2 separate regions of the Homo sapiens genome follow, and region 2 is linked to region 1. The links are chromatin loops, found by intact Hi-C in ENCODE. Cell type or tissue: heart right ventricle. All regions are shown on one strand.

The links. Hi-C counts contacts between places; a loop is a spot of excess contacts. Peaks named below come from ENCODE experiments on the same cell type or tissue, not always from the same donor. Only the 100,000 strongest peaks of a DNase experiment are listed, where the experiment ranks them.
Region 2: a loop joins it to region 1, with 3.0 times the contacts of the local background. A loop is called at or near these places in 3 of 110 quality-filtered maps.

The regions. Positions count from the first base shown.
Region 1 is chr1:201,658,735-201,666,734 of GRCh38, forward strand. The region is part of intron 5 of NAV1 (neuron navigator 1); the gene reads left to right. Among named protein-coding and RNA genes, the nearest start is that of MIR5191, 57 kb to the right of the region's middle. In heart right ventricle, no CTCF peak of the experiment used is centred here; no DNase peak of the experiment used is centred here.
Region 2 is chr1:201,609,502-201,617,501 of GRCh38, forward strand. All of the region lies in intron 2 of NAV1 (neuron navigator 1), which reads left to right. The region is part of intron 1 of LOC124904482 (a long non-coding RNA gene); the gene reads right to left. Among named protein-coding and RNA genes, the nearest start is that of NAV1, 74 kb to the left of the region's middle. In heart right ventricle, no CTCF peak of the experiment used is centred here; a DNase peak (open chromatin) is centred at 4,860.

The sequences.
Region 1 (8,000 bases):
ATGTTGCTGATCGATGAGATCAGCCAGCCAGGGCCTCTCAAGTTTCACATCTGTCTGCTCCAGGGAAGATTATTCTTGCAGCCTATGCAGTGCCCACATGGGATGGATGGAGGGAGAGGACTCCTTCAGCCTCCATGCCCAGAGGTTGGCCCTCTGAGAGGGTAGGGGCACCCCTTATCCTAACTCTTAGCCTAAACTCAAGTCTTCATCTTCCTCTGTTCCTTTGGTATGCCACCAGGCTGTTCCAGTTGCCATGCCCTGGGAATTGATTAGGCCCTACTGTGTGAGGTGCAGTGCTCTGCCCTGACCAAGAGTTGTTCCTCCACTGCCCCAGCCCTGGGAAGTGCTCTGCTGAAAACAGTCCCACAACCCACAGCAAAGCTTGAACCAGACTACCTATAGCAGAACCAAGACATTAAACCAATTTGGGACTAGACAGGGGAGCTTTTCAACTGCACGCTATTCAGTGGCAGGCATAAGTGGTGTGGTGCCACGTACTAGCTCTAGCTTTATTGTTTGATCCAAGAAGCCTTCCTGAAGGAGCCGGAAGTTGGGGAGGAATTTAAAGGAGTTTTAAAGGAATATTTATAGGAATCAGAGGCTGAGCACAGTGGCTCACACCTGTAATCCCAGCACTTTGGGAGGCCGAGGTCGTAGAATCGCTTGAGCCCAGGAATTCAAGACCAGTGTGGGCAACAAAGCAAGACTACATCCGTACAAAAGAGGTTTTTAAAAATTATCTGGGCATGGTGGCTTGTGCCTATAGCCCTAGCTGCTCAGGAGGCTTAGGTGGGAGGATCACTTGAGCCTAGGAAGTTGAAACTGCAGTGAGCTATGATTGGGCCACTGCACTCCAGCCTGGGTGACAGAGCAAGACCCTGTCCCTAAAAATAAATGAATAATAAATAAAATAAATAAAGGAATCCAAGACACTTGGCACAATGGGAGAAGACATTCCAGTTATCCAGCTTTGTTTGTTTGAAGGTAGGAGAACTAGATGGGGACTAGCTGGCTTGGAGCCCTCCGAGCAGATGGTCCTTCAGGGAGTGAAGACAGCCGGCTGCGCTGGGGTAGGAGAGCCTGTGGGGAGTGAGGGTTTCCCTTCTCCTAAACTCAAACCTTCATCTCTCTCTGTTCCTTTAAGATGCCACTGGCTGTTCCAGTTGCCATGCCCTGGGCATTGCCATGGGATTCCATTGCTGTAGGAGTGAGAATGTTTTGCCATAGAGGATCTGGTTTTGCCGTGGAGTCCAGGTGTCCCTAGGAGCTATTGTCCTAGAGTTCACAGGTTGCCATGGGTGTAGGTACTGTCCTGCTGTCTTCATGCTCCCACAGGGCCTTGATGGTGACGTGATGTCCAGGGGTGGAGCATTTACAGCATGGCCTCCCTGTCATCCTGCCCATGACTGCAGCACCCGGGAAAGAGAGTCACAACAGCAGGGAAGGCAGCAGAGCCTATTTGGGGTGGGGGAGCAGGCAGGCCAGTGCTGCTGCTGCTCCCACTGCCACAGTGGATGGCAGCAGACATGAGAGTGGCCTTCCTCAGCTGTAGTGGCGGGGCTGAGACCCTGCACTGCCTGACACTCTGCCTGCCCAGTGGGGTTTGCTTGCTGCTTGACAGGCAGCATCGAGAGGCTGTTGCTGCTCCTGCTGCCACCATCAAGGGACCCACTGGGCTCCTAGGAGCACCAGCGTCAGGCCTCCCTACTTGGCACCCCAGGACTCTCTGAGGTTTCCCAGCCCAGCCTGTAGCTTTGGGACCACTGAGGGCCTGCTGCAGGGTCTGGGCTCCTTGGAAGGGAACACTTAGCCCCTGAGACTCTAATCGAGGCCATGCACTCCACAGATAGTTCAGGCATCTTCATCCTGAGGACCCGTGGGGGACCATTTAACACTCACAGACATGTCTGAGTCACTGGAAATCAGCAACAATAAGGACTAACATTTATTGAGCACTCACTGTTTGCCAGCTGTGCTAGCGCTTTGTTTGCGTAAACCCATTTTATCCTCACACTGAGATATTAATCAAGGATCATATGCAAAATATTTGACAACCCTCACAGGTTTCAGAGCTGGAGGAGTCCTGGGGGCCCCCTGTTAACTGTGGTTGCTGGATTGTGGAGGTCCCAGAGGAAGGGCCCAGGTGGCCAGGGTGGCAGGGGGAGCACATGAGGGCTCAAAAAAGCACCTATTTGACTACTGTAAGGAAGTGTTTCATATTTTTTAGCAACCAATATGGCCTTATTGGTGCATGCTTGTTGACTTGTTGACACTGTTATATAAGATTTAGGTATAAGGAAGCTTAAGGAAGCCTAAAGGAGGCTAAGCAACTTACCCCAAAGGAATGTGGCAAGTTCACGGTCAAGCTAAGCTTAAACAAGGCTTGATTCAGGCTCATGATTCAGCCGCTAGACTCTACTGCCTCTTGCACAAGTAGCAACTCACTGCTCTCCCTGCCCTCTTGATGTTCTAGAACCCTTGCACTACATCAGTCTAGCAATGGTCCTTAGAGCCCAGGCCTATAGGAATCGGTTCTCTCTTGCCCTCCTTAGCATTCCTCGAGAGTCAGTATCTGCCAAGTACCCTTCCTCCCAAGCCTCTCACTGTCTAGTGTAGGAAGCAGACCCACAGAGGGGTGGTTAGGATACAGTATCGTGGCTAGTGCTGGACAGAGCAAAGCCCTGGAGCTTCAAGAAGAGCCTCCCCAGATGTACAGGAAGAAATAGGGCCAAAATGGCTGGGATGAGGATAACTAGAATGGTCTGGAAGAGTGGGGGCCTGAAATAAGCTGTTTGTCTGCCTCTTTTTGACTGGGAATGCTGGCTCTGTCACTCACTAACTGTTGATCTTGAATAAGCCACTTAACTGCCTGGTAAAATAGGGATTAGACTCCCCAGCTCCCAGATCTGGGAGACTGGATGAGATGCTGCATGGGAAAGGACTGGTGCAGAGGCTGGCACATGGCTGGTTCTGCAGATGTCAGCCCCATCAGCATTTCAGGGAACGACTTCCCTTTTACTCTCCCCTCCGCTCACCCTCAGCCTGTAGCCCCTGATTTCTAGACTAGATTTCCCAGAGTGCTGCATCTAGCGGAGAAGTTAGCTTCTTCATGGAAGATTTAAGGACTCGTCATAATATCTATCATTTATTATATGTTATGCACCAGGCACTGTTCTAAGCACTTTACACGTATTCAGTCATTTAATCGTCACAACAACCTAGTGGGTTAGGTACTACTCTTATCCCCTTTTTAGCAATGAAGAAACTGAGAGGTTAAGTAATTTCCCCAAGGTCACACAGCCACGAAGTGGAGTCTGGGTATGACCCCCAGGCAGTCTGGCTCCAGTGACCTGCCTCCTTAGCCACTATGCCATGAGGCCTCTCTCCAGTGGAGAGCACTGGCATTCTTGCATCCCACAGGCATCGTAAGCCCTGTTGGGCAGCAGCCCAGATCTTTTATTCTAAACAGGGTGGACCCACTCTGACGTTTCCTATAAGAGTTTAGTGGCACAGGGAACTGAGCCTAGAACATCCCTGGACCCACTTGGGTACCTGCCGCAGGCTGAGGACAGTTTGTAGGATCTATGGCTGATGCACTTTTACCACTATCTGTGTTTAATTCTGCATTCTGCACACCTATCCTTTAGGTCCCAAAGGGCCAGTATGTCTGCTACAGGGGATAGGTGTGCACCAAGACTCTGGTGTCTGGCCTTGGCCTGGAGCCCTAGTGTCTCTGAGTCCCTGACTGCCTGGGGCGATAGAAGGAGCACCAGCTTTGGAGTCATGCGTGTGAGGGTTCAGATCAATTCCAGTGCTTACCAGCTGGCTGTCCGTAGCCCTCTTTGCACTTACTCCTCATCTGTAGAATGGGGCTTGTACCCACAGCAGGGGGGGTAATTATATGGATTATCTAGAAGAGTGAGCATAGAGCACCTGGCACACCATAGATGACCAGTAAAGCTAGTTCTATTTCCACTTCTCCTGCAGGCCTGCAGACACCCTGTCCTTCCTCACCCTAACCACCATGGCTCTGGAGAACCTAGAGGCGACTAGTGCTCACAATGGGCTTCATTCACAGAATGGCTCCAGCCACTGACTTTGTTTCAATTCAGCCCTGATACTTTAGCTTAGACTCTTGGTTGTGCATTTACAAGCCCCCTGGAGCCAGCTTAAACAAAAGGGAGAGTTTATTAAAGGAACCAGCCATGTTTCCAGGGGAAAGGGACGAAGTTTTCTATGCCTCTTCACATGCTCTGCATTCTTGCTCCCTCTGTTTTTCTACACATCTGATTCTTCTCCTCTTGTACCACAGACTGGCTGCTTCTGCCCCCGGTCCATGTGGCGGAATAGGGATGCCCATGGTTTCATGCCTCCTCTGTCCAAGACATCAGCCAATTCCCCCTGGGGCGAAGGGGAACGGTCTCTGATTGACCCACCCATCACAATGAGAGAAGAAAACATTCTCCAGAAGTTGCCTTTGGCAAAGGTTTTAAGGTTATATGTCAGCCCAGTGGTTGTTTAGACTGTGATGAAAAGAAAATAGAAGAAATAATATGGAAAAAGTCAACAGACCGTGAGATGTGGAGAAGATTATCAAAGGGTAGCACCTTATGTTCGAGCCCATGACCCATTTCCAATCCTTAGCCTGGGCCTGGCTCCTGTTGAGATCAAGGTGAAAACTGGCCATGTCCTCATTTCTGGGCAGGGATGAAGATTCAGGCCTGACCTATAGCTTTACCTTGGATTTGTCATTTCCCTCTCTGTCCCGGGTTCAATGAAACCACCTGCTCTGTTCACAATCTCTCCATTGGCCAACAAGCCCTCTGGTGGTCCTCCATGCTTCCTCCCAGGGCTGAGGCATAAAATCTGCCTCAGTGGCCTGTTATCACACAGCTGGGAGGACATCTGGGGAGGAACGAGGCCAAGACATCCTGGTTCCTTCTCTTCTCTCATGGGGGAACAGGTGGATGGGCTTGGTGCTGATCCATTATTTCCCACAAGCATGGGGCTGGAGCTAGGGTATTGGGTTGTGGGGAGGGTCCCCTGTTTTTGCCTTACAGGGTGGGATGTTCCATGGGGGAGATGGGAAAAAATTTGCCAAAGAGGATCTAGCCCTGCTTCTGAGCCAGAGGAGCCCAGCCTGGACCTGGGCCTGGGGCAGGGGGTGGATTCCTGCCATTTTCCCACACTCTGCATAGAGATTGGATTTCCTGTTGAAATTGTATCTTTGGATTACAATCGTAAAGTTCCCAGCTTCTCAACTCAAGCTGTTTGCAGCAGCTCTGTGTAGCCTAAGTCATCGTCATTACTCTATTGGGTTCTGGGAGGGAAGATCCGGAGTATAGTGGCCAAATGCACAAGCTATGGGGTCAGAGAGACCCGAATTCAAATCCTGATTCTGTTTGAGACCAGCCTGGCCAAGATGGTGAGACCTCGTCTCTACTAAAAATACAAAAATTTGCTGGGCGTGGTGGTGCGCGTCTTATAATCCCAGCTACTCGGGAGGCTGAGGCAGGAGAATTGCTTGAACCCAGGAGGTGAAGGTTGCAGTGAGCTGAGATCGCGTCACTGCACTCCAGCCCAGGGACAGAGCGAGACCATGTCTCAAAACAAATAAACAAACAAATCAAATCCTGGCTCTATATTAACTAGCCATGAGATTCCGAGTCAATTAACCTCCCTGAGCTTCAGGTTCCTCATCTATTAAATGGGTCAAATAATATCTGTCTCATAGGATTGCTATGAAGATTAAATGAGATAATGCATGTAACACACTGAGCACAGTGCCTAGCAAATGAAAAGCGCCCCAAAATTGATTGTTTTATATTACTATCTCATTGTTATCTACCCACTCCACTATGTGGGTTTATAGAGGAAGGAGTCATGGCCTCTGCCCTTGGCAGCTCCCTGTCCTGATGGAGGAGACACAGTGCTGCACTCGACAACCCACTGGTTGGTTGGAGGAAACATGGGTCTTGCCTCAGGGAGCTCCCATTTTAGTGGAGGAGATGAGCCCCAGCCTGTTCTTCCTGAGTCCTCTATTTTCCTGGATCCTTGCTCATGAGCCGTGGTATGCCCTCAGCCTGCCCCTCTGCCACCAGTCCACCCATCTCCTCCCTTTTCCCCTGCAGCCAGGCCTGCCATCTCTAGAAAGCCCCCATCTCTCCTTTCTGTGTCCTTGGGCCCAGGTGTCCTTGGGTTACTGGGTGACTTGCTTTTCAGGTCCTGCCTGTGTGTGCCAAGCTTGTTCTCAAGAAGCATCTCCCCAGGATGCTAGTTCCTCTCTAAACACCGCCCAGATTGCAGACACAAAAATTAGACCTGTCGGTTTGCACGCTGTCTGCCTTAAATTTGCATTTGATTAAGAAGCACCAGCGTCCTCCCACCCATGGTTCTTCCTTCCCAACCTTCTTCTCTTTGAAGTGCTCCCCCCGCACCCTGCCCCACCATTCTCCCAGCTCTCTCCCTTTGCTGTGCTCAGGAAATCCTCCAGTTGGGCTCCTCTCCGTTGCCTCGGCCACTCCCGCAGATCTGCTTGGCATTCTCTGCTTCTGGCCTCTTTTCCGAGGCCAGCTCTGCAGAGTTTGCCTGGGTACAATGTGTTCTCATTGTGCCTCCAACAGTGTCAGTTCCTGGAGCTCACTGTCAGGAATCCAGCAGCTGGCTTAGAAATCAGCTGCCTTTGCTGAGGGCTCATGGAGATGGGGTGAGGCCTATCCTCCATTTCTGTCCGCACTAGCCACAAGCACTAGCTCATGTAGGAAACCACTAGATGCAGAATAATCTTTGAAAAGCCCTCTCCTCTACTCTTCCCATCTCAGTCTCTCTCTGGAGGGGTGAGGGCAAGAGCACCCCACCCCCCCCACTGCCCACCACCTCCTGAGGTCAGCTGGATCACCTTCACTCCTCCCTTGGCTGAAAGACAAAGAGAGGGTAAGACCAGGGTGCTTCTTAGAACACCTGGCTCCTTTACTGCAGACACACCTTTGGAGAATCATCATTAAGATGACTGAATTGCCTCTGCCTCCCTGCCCACTCCCAGCCCGACAGTAAACCTGCTGCTGCTTGGAGTTTTTCTACCATCTACGTTGCATCCTCCCTCATCTCTCAATTATCTGTGCTAGTGTTAAAAAAAAAAGCCATTCCATCTGCCTCAAACTGCTCTTCTTAAGATTTTGGGATAGCAGTTTTCCTCTTCTGGTTTCCAGTCACTTTTGACTATGACTGGTACCCATTTTGATTCCTTGAACTCACGTGTAAAGGAAGTGAAGGAGCAGGGAGCTCCGAGGGAGTGGGCAGCTGAAGGCCACTCACCCATCGGTAAGTCCCTCTGAGGTCAGAGGGAGCGGGTTGCCAGAGGGAATGAGCCCCAGAATCCCACCATTCTCATAAACAGCCCACCGCTCTAATCGCTCCTTCCCCAGCAACACTGGGCCTCCGATCTGCCCATGGAGAAGGCTGGGAAGCCAGCACCTCCTTCTCCATCTCTACCTCCCTCTTGCTTCTTGGCTCCCATATGTTCAGGGAATGCAAACTGACACTAGTATCAGCCTGAGCCAGGCATAATTGGAAAGGGAATCTTTCCCCACCCCCAACCTTGTCTTGCCTCCCTCCTTACAAAAAAAAAAATAAATCATATATTATCTCAAGCAGCTCTGTTATGTAGGAAACATAAGTCTGGAAGAAAAGACAGATGGGGTGGGGGATGGTTTATGAGGGCGGTCGAGCAACTGTCCTTTATATCCACTGAGGAGAGATCAGGAGAAAATGATAGTAACAAGAAGAGCAAGAAGGACTGAGGTTAGACTTTAAGAACTTGCCTTTATGATAAATAAGAGCCAGGAGTGATGGGCGGAGGAAGCCAGGGCCATCTCCCTCCATGCCTATCTCCCCAGCAGCCCACATCCTTGGCTTACTGCCTGCCTGGAAGATGTTGCCTACCTGTACCCTGGGGGAGAAAGAGCAAGTGGGACAGGGCTGCTGAATATTCTGCCTTTCTC
Region 2 (8,000 bases), 49 kb before region 1:
CTGGAAGTATGTGGGATTTGTTGAGTGATACTACCTCCATCTGCCTGGCTGGAAAACCCATCCATGCAGAAATACTGGAAGTTTTAAGATAGGGGAGAAAAATAATAATAAAGCAAGTGTGAGAAAGATGGAGCTGACAGGTCTGGTGGGAGACGTGGTCATCTGGCTGGCGGCTTGGGGGTCTTCACAGGCTCAAGTTTCTGTGTCTGCACTGAGCTCTCCCAGCCCCAAGGTTCCGCTTACCTCTGCTCCTCCCTATTCAGCAGCTCCAGTGTCCATCAGGAATCTAAGCTATTGTTAGGGAAGCCAGACTTCTTGTAACTCTGGCCTGGAGGAAAGTGTATATATATAGAGAGAGAGAGGGAGGAGGGAGAGAGGGAAACCTGGATGGAACAGGGATTGTCTTCAGGGCACTTCCCCAATGACCTAGATATTTATACCCTTGTGGCTTAGAACTCTAAGCTCTGATTTGCATTGCAGGGGAGCATGCCAATTGTTGGGGTGTTTGGAACTGAGGCCTATGTAGCAGGAGGTATCCTGGAACAGAAGAAGGAGCAGAGAGAAGGGAGGGCACCTTCTCTGCTCTACTCAGGGTGAAGGAAGCTGTGTGCCGGCTGCACCTGCTTCCCATGCCAGCTCAACTTCCTGGGAAGTATTTATAACTGAGGCCTCCAGCCCCCTGTGATTTGTGGGACAGTTTTAAACCATTGATTTTCATTAGCACTAAATCATTTCTCTTGGCTAATTGAAAAGGAACTGGGGATACTGAAAGTGGAGTCATTCACGTGGACCAAATCAGCGAAAGATGTCAATATGCTGAAACAGCACAAGTCTTCAGTTGGACGGCTCTGAGTTCCCTCCCTGAAGCTCAAAATTCACTTCTCTCTCAGAGGTCAGAGGTTGTGAGAAACAAGCCCCTAGAATGGAGAACCAGGAAGTGAACTTGGATTCTTAGCAGGAGGGATGGAGGTTAGACACTTGGAAGAACTTCCAGCCTAGGGTGATAGGATGAGAGATTCTGAGGGAGGTGTTGGAGGAATGCAGTGAACATCTCCTCTGCAGAGGTGTGTTTGAGATCTCCATGTCCTGCCTCTGTCCGCAGGCACAGGTGCAGGACGCCCTGTCTGGGGAAGAGCATTTGTCCTTCTCTAGACACAGGCTGGGGTGGTGGAGTTGCTCTGGGAATGCCAAGTCTGGGAAGTATGGTGTTCAGAAGCCTCTCCTGGGGAATGGCTGGGCTAGGCTTGGAGTAAGAGGTGAAATCTTTGCTATTGCTTGATCACTTAACTATAAATAACAGGAAGCTTAACGATCTGATCTTACCTGAAAGTAACACAGCCAGCCCCATCTTTTGTCTGTAAGAACACATTGCCATCTGGCCAGAAAGGAGGCCATGCCACAGTCTAAGGATAAGGACACTTCTGGAGGTGTTGGCAGAGCCCTGGGCCCTGGGGGTGGCGAAGGGGAGGGGAATGATGAGTCCCACAGCTTGTGGACAATCCTAATCCCCATTCAGAGCCAGGAGCCAGCCAGGCCGGCGCTGGGGATACTGAGCCCCACCCCCTCTGCTAACAAGTCCCAGCCAGTAGACCTCAGCTTCCCCTGCTTCCTGCCAAGGCTCTGCCCACTCTGCCCATGCCCACTCTGATGGGGCACCACCACTGGCTGCCCATCCTTGTCTTTCTCTTGACACAGACTGGGGTGATTGCATTCTCTGCCAAGGACCAGGCCCAGCTGAATGGCCCCCAGCTGGTTTGCTGAAGCCTGAAGCCAGGGTCTACAGGCAAGAGCTTGGGGAAGGAGGATGGGCTCAAATCCTTTTACTATGCGCTCCCCACCACGACATCTCAGCTCTTCCTCCATTTCTGTCCTGAGAGGTTGGCAGAGATTAGAGGCTGGACAAGAAGGATAAACATTTAGTAAATGACTATTGCAGTCCTGTCCCCAGCCCTGGGACCTCCTCGCAATGCCCAGTCTGGAAACACTGCGGCCTTATGCGGAGAGGGGGCTGTGTGGTGTGGGGGAAGATAACTGGAGTGGGGGAGTCACCCCAGGCTCTCCTGTTGCTCAGTGGTGTGACTTGGGACAAGTTACTTCCTCTCAAGCATAGGAATATTGTGATTTGCCTTTATACCCTCACCCTTAGCTCCATGTGTGAGCTGAACAAGGTCTGTAAACCACAAATATTGGAAGTTGTGTGCCCAAGGTACGGGTGTTGGGGCTCATTTTTCCAGGGAAGCCTGTGAGCACACTGCTGGAGGCCTGGAGCCTCTGAGATGAGCGAGGATCGGAGGACACAGAGCACCTCCTCACCCTGGGCTGGGTGGGAAATGGGCCAAAGGCGAGGGACAGCAAGGGACAGGGAGGACAGGTGGGAAAGGAAGCTGGAGATGTGTGTGTTTGTGTGTTTAAGAATAAGCATGAGTGTGAGTTGCATGTATGATGTGTGCGGTGCGAGTGTGTATGTGTCAGTGTGTGAGCACGTACCTGTGTGTCTCTGTGTGAATGTGTATATCTGTGTGTATCAGTGTGTATATGTATTTGTAGGTTGTGTGTGCATATGTCTATCTCTGTGTGTCAGAATGTGTGTGTGTGTGAGTGTGTGTGTCTTAGTCCATTCAGGTTGCTATAACAAAATACTTTAGACTGGGCAATTTGTAAACAACAGGCCAGGCATGGTGGCTCATGCCTATAATGCCCAGCACTTTGGGAGGCTGAGGCAGGAGGATTGCTTGAGTCCAGATGGAGACCAGCCTGGTCAATATAGTGAGAACCTCGTCTCTACAAAAAATTAAAAAACAAAATTATCAGGCATGGTGGCATGTGCCTGTGGTGCCAGCTACTCGGCAGGCTGAAGTGGGAGGATTGCTTGAGCCCAGGAGGCTGAGGATGCAGTGAGCAGTGATAACGCCACTGCACTCCAGCCTGGGTGACAGAGCTGCGACTCTGTCTCTAAAAATATAAGAATTAAAATGAAACGTCAGAAATTTATTGCTCACGGTTCTGGAGGATGGAAGTCCAAGATCAAGGTGCCAGCAGATTTGGTGTCTGGTGAAGGCCTGTTCCCCATAGATGGTGACATCTGTGTGTCCTCACGTGGTGGAAGAAAGGGGCAAACAGGTTCCTTCAAGTCTCTTTTATGAAGGGACTTAACCCATTCACAAAGGTGTAGCCCTCATGACCTAATCTCCTCCCAAAGGCCCACCTCTTAATACTATTGCATTGGAGAAGTTTTCAACATAGAAATTTTGGAGAGGACACAAGCACTCGGAGCATGGCAGTGTGTATCTTGTGTCTTGATGTGTGAGTGTGCTTGTGTGGGAGGGTGTGAGTGAGTGTGTGTATGTCTGTGTGTGTGTGTGTCACTATGTGTGTATGGTGTTGGTCTGAGGGGTGCAGCAGTACGAGTCATATCTTCAGAGTGGCACCAAGGGACACACTTCTCTCTTGCCTGAGGTGAAGCCCAAGTTGAGATTTGGCCCTGGGAGGAACTAACCAGGATTTCCAGGGCGGAGGGAGGGTACGTGTCAGATGTTGTAAGAAAGCTTGGAAAGAGACCTGTGTGGGGTCCAGGGATTCTGTCCGTGGCCTCTGGACTCATGCAGGTCATTCTGTCCATTTCCTGTCTCTGAACAGGTTGCATCTAAGTCATCTTCATGTACTCAGGAGTGCCTCAATTCAGAAGGACCTCTATGAAAAGAGATCTCCCCATCTTTCTTACTAACCCATGCCACAGTCTTAAATGTATTTATTTTGGAAACTTGGCCTGCTGTGTAATTTGGTTACCCTCTCCCCGCCTCCCCCCCGCCACCAACCCCATATAAATGGACTGTCCTATTTGTACTCAAATAAGAAAACATAAATTTACGTTAAAGGTGAAACATTCTGGTGACAATGTTTCTGCTATTCTGACTGAAATGGCTGACAAAATTTACTAATTGGAAATTTGGGGCAGAACAGAGAAGGGAGATACAAACTGTGCTAATGACTTGACTTAATGATAACTAGCTAGTATTCAGTGTTTATTATGGACCAGGAACTGTCTTCCATGATTTTCCTCTCATAATTCACTTAGTCTTGGCTAGGTGTGGTGGCTCATGCCTGTAATCCCAGCACTTTGGGAGGCTGAGGCAGGCAGATCACCTGAGGTCAGGAGTTCGAGACCAGCCTGGCCAACATGGAGAAACCCCATCTCTAATAAAAATACAAAATTAGCCAGGCATGGTGGCACACGCCTGTAATCCTGGCTACATGGGAGGCTGAGGCAAGAGACTCGCTTGAACCTGGGAGGCAGAGGTTGCAGTGAGCCAAGATCACGCCACTGCACTCCAGCCTGGGTGACAGCGCAAGGCTCAATAATAATAATAATAAATACTTCACTTAGTCTTTATAGCAACACTTTAAGGTAGATATTGTTATCATCCCTATTTCAAAGATGAGGAAATAGGCCAAGGAGGTTAAGTAATTTGCTCAGGACCACAAAGCAGGAAGCAGCAATACCCAGATTTGTACAACGGTCTGAGGGGACTGGGTGGGGGTTGGGAAGATGGGGCTGGGGGCGAGTGGGGAGAGGGGGTGGTTCTGGCTCCAGGACCTCTGTTTTTAGCCAACACTCTGTGCTGTGCAGTGTCCGTATCTCAGTGCGTGAGTTCAGAGATACTCCAGCCCTTTACTGTAAATATTTTCCTTGTCCTCTTTCTTTCTTTTTTTGGCATATCCAACCCCTAGATGCTCTGGTTAAAATGTTCTGACCTTTTCGAAATGGGTATATTCAGTGCATTCCCAAACGCAATCGCGGCCCCTTTAACAGGGCCACTGCAGGAGGAGCTGTCCTATCAGCACCACGGCCGCCGCCCAGTGTGCCCCCAACCCCGGCAGCTGCTGCGGGCGCCTCAAGGGCAGGAAGGGCGGTGGAGAGCGGGGCCAGGAACTTGCGACTGGCCAGTTCTCCAGACCGGGGAGAGAGGGACCGCCGCCGAATACTGGTGCTCGCCTTCCTTTCCCCTCGCCCCCATCCTGGGAGATCAGAGGGAGCTGGTGCTTAGGCTCTCACCACCCTCTGAGTCAGAATGAAATATTTATAGGCCCAAAACACTTCCTTGCTCTGGGGTTTGCAGAGCTTTAATGGCCAGGTAGCCTCCATTTGTCCTGATGGGGCGGGGCCTGGCGCTGGAATGAGGCTGAAAGGCTGGAAGATTGGGGTGGAAAGGAGTTAGGGCTGAGGCCTGGATTTAGGCTGTGAAGTAAGAAGCACAATGTCTGGAGCTAGACTGTTTGGATCTAATCTTGACTCTGCCATTTACTAGCTGTGTGATCGTGAGAAAGTTCCTTAGCCTCTCTGTGCTTCAGCGTCCTTGCCTCTGAAGTGGGAATGATAATAATAGCACCAACTTATAGAACAATTACAAGTTAATATAGGCAAAGCACTTAGAACAGTGTCTGACAGGCAGTCAGCAAATGCAACTAAAAAGTGTTTGATTTAAAAATAAAGTACCAGGGTGAGACTTAGACAGCAGACAGCTGTGGGATGTAGACTGGAAAGGGAGGAGAGAGAAAAGTGTGTTGGATGTGGCTGATACATCATGTTCAGGGGCAGGGACTGTTCCACTTTGCCTGGGAAGCCACCAGCCTCTCAACTCACCTGCCATCCACCAGACTGTCCCATTCTGTGTCTGAATTTGGCAACTTCCCTTTGGGAGGACGGAGGAGGTATGGCTGTTCTCCTTAACATAATTTCTGCCATTTCTTTCTTTCTTTCTTTCTTTCTTTTTTTTTTTGTTTGAGATGGAGTCTCACTCTGTCACCCAGGCTGGAGTGCAGTAGCGCGATCTCAGCTCACTGCAACCTCTGCCACCTGGGTTCAGGCGATTCTCCTGCTTCAGCCTCCCGAATAGCTGGGATTTCAGGCACCTGCCACCGCACCTGGCTAATTTTTGTAATTTTAGTAGAGATGGGGTTTCACCATCTTGGCTAGGCTGGTTTTGAACCCCTGACCTCGTGATCCACCCACCTTGACCTCCCAAAATGCTGGGATTACAGGCATGAGCCACCATTCTTGGCCAATTTCTGCCATTTCTTGAGCACTTCCTATGTGCCAGTCACCAAGCTAGGTGCCTTATCTTTACTCTTTCATTGCTTCTTTATAAAACCCTATGACTACTTATTGCAGATGCGGACTCTGGGCTCAGAAAACTTAACTTTTCTAAAGCCACATAGCAGGAAGTAGCAGAGCTAGGATTTGAACCCAGATCTTCCAGATTCAAAAGCCTTTACTCTTTCCATGACACATTTTTCGAGCTGTCTAGTTTCCTACCCTTTCCACTGTGAGCATTTGGGTGTTATTGTGTGAAGCATGGACAATGTTGTTCCTGTTGATGCTTCAGGTTTCTGATCCAGACCTGGCAGGTGTTCTTATCCTCTTCTGCTCTGCTGGAAGCTCAGGAGAATGAGGCAGCTCAGCCTCTATCCCTGGGTACGTGGGATGGAGGGACACTTGAAAAAGAAGGTTTTTTTTTTGTCTCTGTGATCATAATAAATAACAGAAATACTTGTTGGTCCTTACTATGTGCCAGACACTGTTCTAAGCACTTTCTGTTCATTAACTAACTTACTCTTCACAGCAATCCTATGAGTAGATCCTGTCTCAATCTCATTTTACAGAGGAGAGAACTCAGAGGTTCCGCAATTTGCCTTAGGTCACACCACCAGCAAATGACAGAGCCACGCTTTGGACCCAGGCATTCTGGCTCCAGAGTATATTCTTTAACCACTGTACCACAGAATCTCTTTAAAGAGCAGGAGTCTGTATTGGGGCACTGACGGATAGACCCAGGGGCATGAGGAGTTCTACCATCAAATCCACTACTTCCCAGACCTCAAACCACCAACTACCAACCTGACTGCTCTTCCTAAAAGCCTCCCCAGATCCTGCCTCACTGACAGATCATGACAACTAAATCCCCATGGTACTCTGTTTTGTCTCTCTCTCTCTTTTTTTTTTCTTGAGATGAAGTTTCACTGTTGTTGCCCAGGCTGGAGTGCAATAGCGCAATCTCGGCTCACTGCAACCTCCGCCTCCCAGGTTCAAGCGATTCTCCTGCCTCAGCCTCCTGAGTAGCTGGGATTACAGGCATGCGCCACCACGCCCAGCTAATTTTGTATTTTCAGTAGAGATGGGGTTTCTCCATGTTGGTCAGGCTGGTCTCGAACTCCTGACCTCAGATGATCCACCTGCCTCGGCCTCCCAAAGTGCTGGGATTATAGGCATAAGCCACCATGCCCGGCCTGTTTTGTCTCTCTTGATGCATGCACTGCCTGCACATGTTACTTGTCACGAGTGTGCATGTGTTTCTTCCCCACCAGATTGCTAGCTCCTAGAGAGCAGAACCTGGGTCTCAGCCATTGCAATTGCCACAGCACCTGGTACATGGAAGGTGCCCAGCCAAGGTGTGTGGTTGTTGAACAAAGGGATCCTGCCATGAATCCCTTTGTAAGTGCAATGTTCTTTTGAAACAGAGAGTACTAACTCCCTAGTGTAATTTATTGAGGACTGGGATCCCCAGGATGAGGGAACTAAAGAGCACTGAGGCCCTCCTCTTATTCACTGAGGTTAAGTGAAATTTCAGATCAGGGTACTTAGAAGGAGAAAGAACAAAGAGAGCATGTTTGGAGGTGGAGGATCTGATAAGATTCCCCAATCTCTCTGTCTCTCTCTCTCTCTCTCTCTCTCTCTCTCTCTCTGTCTGTCACACACACACACACATAAACACACACACACACTCCCATAAGAAAGAAACACTCTCCTTGCTTGCACCTCCAGCTCTACCCCTAAACTTCTGCCCTTGAGACTCCCCAGACACATTGCAAAGTTATCACAAAGGATGATTGATGCTGACAGGCAAGCTCTTTGGCTTGAACAGACCCTTGTTTAAGACGCATAAGCTGGGCACGGGAGCTCATGCCTATAATCCCAGCATTCTGGGAGGCCAAAGAGGCAGGAG